3 separate regions of the Mus musculus genome follow, and all the other regions are linked to region 3. A link is a loop called in an ENCODE intact Hi-C map of the cell type or tissue named here. Cell type or tissue: heart. All regions are shown on one strand. Region 1 has its middle 24 kb from the start of Hhipl2. Region 2 has its middle 3.5 kb from the start of 1700056E22Rik. Region 3 has its middle 93 kb from the start of Gm34177.

Evidence for each region. Hi-C counts contacts between places; a loop is a spot of excess contacts. Peaks named below come from ENCODE experiments on the same cell type or tissue, not always from the same donor. Only the 100,000 strongest peaks of a DNase experiment are listed, where the experiment ranks them.
Region 1: a loop joins it to region 3, with 9 times the contacts of the local background. A loop is called at or near these places in 5 of 42 quality-filtered maps.
Region 2: it touches region 3 in a loop (9-fold over the local background); 13 of 42 quality-filtered maps call a loop at or near these places.

Annotation. Positions count from the first base shown.
Region 1 is chr1:183,441,020-183,443,519 of GRCm38, forward strand. No RefSeq gene overlaps it. Among named protein-coding and RNA genes, the nearest start is that of Hhipl2, 24 kb to the left of the region's middle. In heart, a CTCF peak has its summit at 1,250 (motif pointing right); a DNase peak (open chromatin) is centred at 1,302.
Region 2 is chr1:184,029,276-184,031,775 of GRCm38, forward strand. No RefSeq gene overlaps it. Among named protein-coding and RNA genes, the nearest start is that of 1700056E22Rik, 3.5 kb to the right of the region's middle. In heart, no CTCF peak of the experiment used is centred here; no DNase peak of the experiment used is centred here.
Region 3 is chr1:184,234,858-184,237,357 of GRCm38, forward strand. No RefSeq gene overlaps it. Among named protein-coding and RNA genes, the nearest start is that of Gm34177, 93 kb to the right of the region's middle. In heart, a CTCF peak has its summit at 946 (motif pointing left); a DNase peak (open chromatin) is centred at 934; H3K4me3 peaks cover 737 bases; H3K27ac peaks cover 1,287 bases.

The DNA.
Region 1 (2,500 bases), 790 kb before region 3:
AACCTGAGCTCCAGACCCAGGGTTTTCAATCAGGGGTGGTTTTGCACCTCCCAGCCCAGGGAAACAATGGCAATACCTGCAGACACTTTGATAGTTGTAACAGGATGGAGTCGGGGGTTGGGGTTGCGACTGGCATTTCCTCAGCAAAAGATAGGGGTACTGTTAGATGCTTGTGGTGAGCAGACAGCTTCACAGTAACACAGACCGCTTTGACCCAGTGGTGCCAAGGTCAAGAAATCTCAGTCTCTACATATCTGTAAGGCACTGGAAGTCTGGAGCTGGCAGTGCTGAACCAGCTCGGGCTTCATGCAGCGACAGAGCATCAGCAAGGGCTGTAGAGGCCGCCTGTCCAGAAGCCTATCTATTCTCTTTTGTTTTTTCTCTCATGATCATGTATTTTTTAAATTTCCTTTGATAGCAGTGCCATACATGTGGAGACCAGAGGATGCATTTGAACTGATAAGGACTAGGTAGAACTGAAGGGCTAGATGGAATGTTAAGGCCTAGGTATAACGTTAAGCCTAAGTAACTCTTACGTGGCTAGCCTGCCATTTTGCGCTGTTACTAGTATTATAAGGAAACTTCCTTATGTGCAAGTTGATTGCATATTCTCTTAAATTCTTTGCTCTTGGAAACTGAGCACAACAGAGGTTAGTTAGAACTGCTCTGTATAGTTAGCCAAAATGAGCTTTGACCCAAATCAGCCAATCAGCAGCACTTCCTGCATATGTGTATAAGCTTGTATGGTATCTGCTTTTATAAGCTGCCCCTGGTGTGAGCCTGAGCATAAGAGAGACATCTGCATCTATTAGAAATAAGACTTCTATTTTGAGTAAGTGTTGAGAGGCTACCGTGGAAAACACCTTCTACCTCTTTCTTGCACGTGAAGAGCAGAGTACTGGGAGAATATTCTTGTACTCCAAGTTCAGAGACCATGGTCAGGAAGGCTAAATAAAGACAAGAGGGCCACCTCTCTCCGTGTCTGTGCTGGGGACACCTGGAGACCACATCGGCTTCTCTGCCTTGAGTTCATCATTTGTAAGCAACAGCTGCTAAGGAGAAAGGGTGGGGCAGGGCTGGCAAGTGAAGAACTCGCCCAGCTTCCTTGTTGGTGACACAGTCGTCGCTTGTTTACATTAAAGATAAAAAGGGCACAGCACAAGACTGCCAGGCAAAGTCTGGTGAGTAAGTAGAGAAGAATTCGGAGAAAACTTTCCTTACAAGAGGACCTCGTTGTCCTCTTGGCTGCAGTTAAGTGAGTAGTCAGTAGGTGGCGCTAGGTCACCACATAAGAGATTGCCTGCCCTGGCTGCAAATCAGTCTTGGAGCTCACACACTCCTCCTGAGAGAGGAAAATAGAGTAACAGGAGAGATTTAGTTCTTAAAATAAGTCAGCAGCCTAGTGAAGCAAGCACGACCACGGCAGGTACATTTTCTTGCTTGAACTGGCGGAGAAGGACGTTTGCTGCCAGGGGCTCTGGTTGCAGATTCCAAAGGATCAAAACACAAACGTAGATGAAGTCTCTCAGCAGGCCTGGCTTCACAGGTGAATCTGAGCCATCTGGTGCTGGCCGTACCGGCCCTAAGAATGCGATCCAGCAGGGACAGTATTCTGTGGTGACAGTTCAGAGGGAAGGGCTTTGTCACCCAGGCCCCTGTTTTCGCTGTCAGTGCTGATGCTGGGACCCCAGCTTGCGACCGTTTAGTAGACTTAAAGATTTAACGTGATCAGGCTATTTCTGGATAATGGTTTCTGCTTCCTTGCCTGGGGACTGAGCAAAAGACTCAAGAAAAAGGACCCCGAATAGCAGGTTGAAATGGTGCAGAAGAGTCTCCCCGATATTGAGAACTATGTTCCTGGAAAATGGGGCAGAGCAGGTTCTGGTATTTTGAGAGAGTCAAATACCCGATCATTATAGCACAGATTTGACAGAAAGAAAGGGGAGGAGAAAGATGGCGGGCTAAAGACACAGCAGGGTGGTAGGAATATATCAATTATACATAGTAACATAATAATATATTAATTATACATAATAGTTTCACTGTATTTCCATACACACATCTAAAGCATCTGCTATATTCACTCTCTCTTGTTCCCACCCCATCCAACCTGGTCCCCTCCCTCTTCCTAACACCCACTCCCCCCTTTCAACTTTCATGTTGTTTTTTGTTGCCGTTGGCCCGGTGCATTTCACTAGGATGCTTAGAGGATGAAAGGTTGTTTACTGGAACACAGGCAACTTAGTGTTGGTCACACCACTGAAGAAAGTGTTTTCCCTTCCCCCAGTAGCCATGAGCTGCTCAGAGCTCCTCAGAGAGGAGTTGGGTCTCTAGAGCCCCTCTTCCCTCCTAAGATGCTGATGGCCTTGTCCGGTGTAGGTCATCACAACGGCTGTGAGCTCAGACATGTAATTACCATGTCGTGCCTAGAAGACAGTGCTCCCAAGCAAAGAATTTTGTTTCTTAAATATGTGGGTGACCTTTGGGTGTATATCACTCC
Region 2 (2,500 bases), 210 kb before region 3:
TGCTAGTATATGACATGGTGTCAGCGTTTGGAAGCTGATTATGGGATGGAACCCTGGATATGGCAGGCTCTAGATGGTCCATCCTTTCGTCACAGCTCCAAACTTTGCCTCTGTAACTCCTTCTATGGGTGTTTTGTTCCCAATTCTAAGGAGGGGCAAAGTGGTCTTTGTTCTTCTTGAGTTTCATGCGTTTAGCAAATTGTATCTTATATCTTGGGTATCCTAAGTTTCTGGGCTAATATCCACTTATCAGTGAGTACATATCACGTGAGTTCTTTTGTGATTGGGTTACCTCACTCAGGATGATACCCTCCAGGTCCATCCATTTGCCTAGGAATTTCATAAACTCATTGTTTTTAATAGCTGAGTAGTACTCCATTGTGTAAATGTACCACATTTTCTGTATCCATTCCTCTGTTGAGGGGCATCTGGGTTCTTTCCAGCTTCTGGCTATTATAAATAAGGCTACTATGAACATAGTGGAGCATGTGTCCTTCTTACCGGTTAGAACATCTTCTGGATATATGCCCAGGAGCCATCTCTATTTTTAACATACCTGCATTTAGAGATTTCCATTGGTAACATGATATTGGTGCTCAAAATGCGTTGAATTTGGAAGCATTTTGCATTTCCAGATTGAGAATGTTCAACGCCTGTTTAGACCTGAAGTCCTGGGATGGTTAGCAATGTCACACAGTGCTTGTTTCCCTTCCAGTACCCTACCTCAGTAAGATCACCTGCAGCTCCGAGCCAGACCTTGGCAGTGACTTCTAAGGTTGAAACTCAGTGGTTCGGCTTGTTGGGGGGGCAGGAGGAATGTGGACAGCGTTTAGTGTGGCAACACATCGTACTCATTAGAAGCCATCAGTTCACTATGAACTGGCTCATACGTTAGGCATTATCAAGACCGTTGGGCCTACCAGAATGCTCTTCTGACAAAGAGCAGCAGATATTTGTGACATCACAAGGCAGTGGCAGTCCACGGGGCAGGAGCAAAGACAGCTTCAGAGAAAGGGTCTTGCTGCCTAAGTGAAGACAAGGGGACTGGGCCTCACCTGTCCAGCCAGTCACCTCTGTGCGGCCAATGGAGGTCAGGCTTGAGTTTTGAAGAGATGTCTGGGCCAAGTCCTGTATCAAACATGGTTTGGGCTTATGCTATCTTTATCTCTGGGCCTCTAATTGATCTCAAAGATACACAGACAATACAGATGGAGCTGTCAGGCTCTCTCTCTTATGACAAAAGATGGCTTTGTGGTCTCTTGAGTAAAACATGCCCCTGGCCCCCATCTGTAGATCTATATACCTGTGAGGGAGTAAGGGTGTGGTCATATACAGCTGGTCTCCACTCCCAGTCACAAGGCCCCACTTCCTTCTAGTTCATCTTGTCAGATAGCCTAGAGGGCCTCTGAAATCCTAGTAGAGTGGTTATCTTCAACATCCAAGTGGCTTCAGATGAAAGCAGCCGTGGCAGGTTCCAGAATGGTGTCATCCAGCAAAAATGGAGTAAATAAATCATCTTAGGCGCTCTCCTAGTCACATGTGAACTAAAAGATGAGTGAAATTGATTTTAATGACATGCTATGAAACCTAGTATATCAAAAAACATAAGCAACACAGACATAATATCCTTTATGTGTTTCACAGGTTTTCAAAATCCAATGTGTGTTCTAGACTTGATGTGTCTTGGTTCCAACCAATCACATTTCAGGTGTTCAAAGTCACATGTAAATGGCCACCATTCTACACTACAAATGTTTGCTCCTTACAGGTAGTAGTGAAGATAAACACTCCTGCCTCTAGGGCTACAACTTACTCCTAATGACAGAGTGCAAGATCTGACGACTAATTCAGTCTCAGCAGTTAAAAACAGAACTTCACTTCCCAGAGTTCTTGAGTCTGAGGAGACAGATTAAGGCCTCTGGTGAGGGCCTAGCCTCTGCTTCCAAGATGCACTGTCACCGTGTAACTGGGAAGAAATGAACACGACATATACACAGGGCAGAGAGGACACAATAATTCCCTTCCCAGTTCCATCTGCAAAGGCCCTGCCCTCATGGCATTACCACCTCAGACAAGTGTCTATCCCTTAATACTATCACACTGAGGACTGAAGTTCAACATGCGAGTGGACCTTCGTGGCCTCTTTCTCCAGGGGCTGCTCCTAGCCCAGGTCTAGGCTGGCGAGGGTTGTGAAGTATTTCCCAGGCGTACTCCTGGGACTTCATCTCCTACTTCCTCCTTTCTATTCCCCAGTGCCTTCCCTATTTGCTGATTGAATGCCACCTTACCTGGGGATTTAACTTTGCCAAACTCCCTTTCCCTAACCGAATCCGGGAATCTATCTTGGCCTTCAGGGCTATTGAAGACCTCACCATTCTGCCACCAAGCACCTGACTTAACCTCTTGAACATGCCCTGTATCAGTCTGTTTTCTGTCTCTGATCTTGGCCACAATTAGCTTTGTCCTTCAGCTCTAACACACAGCACAAGGATCTGGTAGA
Region 3 (2,500 bases):
TTAGGATTTAGCCTCTGTAAGTACAACACACACACACACACACACACACACACACACACACACACACACATTTATGGAGAGAAAGAGACACAAATAAATAACCTATCTCTTTACCGTGTGTGTATTTTCATATTATTCCTGGAACATACACTCAATGTATCTTGAACATGTCAATACTAATTTATCTGTATATAGCATATATATCTTGAATGTATGCCAATATCATATAAGTCTATCAGTCTATCTTCCATCCCTCTGTCCATTTCCTCTTGTTTTCCCTATCCGTGGAACTCTGAATACTGCATACACCCGGGAAAATCTTTGAGAACATGACATTTATGCTGAGCTCTGAAGATTATAATAAAAAAAGGAGCCAGAAAAATAATTCTAGCAAAATGGGAATGTGACAATAAAGCCGGAGGCGGGAAGAACCAGCGCACAGGCAATTATCGGGAAACTAGACTAGAGAGGGAAGCAGAGCCCAGGCAAGGAAGGAGCTTGAAGCCTGCTCCTGAAAGTGTCAAAAAGCTGAACACCCGGCTTTCAGTAAATGTCTGTTTGACAAAATGAGTTCCTGGTAAGTAATTTCCAAAACAGCGAGAGCAGTCCTCAGACTCTGGAACAAACACACGACTGTTTTTATCCCCATTCTTTGATGGTTTTCACAGAGGTGAGCGTGCTGGAAGGGGAGGAAGCTGATAAAAGCTGGCCGCATCCTCTCAGACCATTGGAGGACAGGAAGATGGGAGAGCAGCCTTCCGCCTCGCCAGGCGTTCCCTAACATTTTATCAGTTTGGCGGGTTTTGTCTGCATTTTGCAGAACATGCAGGCAGTGGTGATGATCCCTTTTATCTAATATCCTCAGCAGAGGTCACAGGCTTAACAGGAACCGGGAAACTCCTCCCGGCAAGCCAGTCCCGGCTCTGCACAAGAGCGCCCTCTTCTGTGCAGTCACAGACTGGCCCTCGGAGGAAGGTTGAAAGGACCCGTCAGGCAGGCCAGGGGCCCCAGTGAGCCCACAATCTGGTAGTCAGAGGAGTTAAAGGGCGTCCTTATGGACCGCCTTTACCCCACGGAGGTGCGCACATTCAGGATCCTTCTAGAATTAGCCATGAGAGTGAAAGGGGTGAAGAGATTGAGTTCAGGCCACTTCCTGAAAAGAGAAAGGAAGCGCTTTCCAGCTGGGGAGAATCTACTTCCTGGTTCAACAGGAGAAATGGAAAAGGATGGATACCCAGATACAGTCCTGTCAGAATCCATGGTCAGAGGGATGCACAGAAGTGAACAAGGAGGGGTAGGCCGACATGTGCCCTGTGCCGACAGAGATGGGGGAGGTCAGCATGTCTGCAGCCAGCCCTGGAGTCACATAGATGAGGAAACTGGACCTCTGGGACAATTCAACACCTGCTGCCTGCAGTGTTTCTTGCCTTCTCACTCCTGTGAACCCCTCTCTGCTCCCCAAAGACTTTCACCTCCACTTTCACATCATCAGTACATATATGGTTCTATGTGCCTGCCACACGAAGAACCCACATATGGAAGAAAACGTGTGTTGTTTGGTCTAGAACACACCATCAGATCCTCAAAATAATCATGCCAATCAAATAGGCTAGATATATACTCCCAGTGTGTTCAAAGAACTGAAGCCCAGAGACGCGAGCGATTTCTCCGCAGACACACAGCAAATACAAGAACTAAGAGAAGCACGTTGTTAAGGAAATGCACGTGTCATCCTGTTAGAGACAAATCTGAGCAGCAGGAGGGAGCCAATGGTCATTATAGATGTTGCTGAGGGGACAATGCAGATTTTAGTGACTGTTAAGGCTTGGGTTTGGAAGGCTCACAGTCACTTCCGTTACTGTTCAGGTCTTTAAGCTAAGACAACAGTGTGAGTGTGGGTCTGGAGAGGTCAGATCTCACTGTCATTCCTCTGATGTCATACACCTGGTTTTGAGACATCTCACTGGCCTGGAACTTATCAGGGAGGTAAGGTTGGCTGGTGCTGGAAACCTGTGGTTCTGCCTGCTTCCACCTTCCCAAACCCCAGGGTCTGCCTGTCTCTATCTCCTCAATCCCCAGGACTCTGCCTGTCTCCTCTCCAGCAGACATCGCAGGCAGACACCACCATGCCTGGCTTTTTATATGGGCTCTGAGGGGTTGAACTTAATCCTCATGCTTATAAGGCAAGCAAGCCCTTTACTGACATCGCGGTTGGCTGCTGCACCAGCTCAGTCAGAGCACCTACACTGCACGGTTGCAAAGGCCTTTGACTCTTCCCAGAGTGTCACAGCCAGTGGGATTGCTCGGGATAAGCAGAAGGCAGAGAAAGAAACACCGAGGAAGAGCGCTTCAATTCTCCTTCCTTCCCGAGTTTCCCTTGTCCTCACCCTTGAGGGTAGCAGACCCCTGACTTTTATTTCCTCTGTTTCACTTCTGACTGCATAGACATGTCTTTGGAGATTGATCCCTCCCCGCTCCTTTCCCCACAACAGAAAAAAGA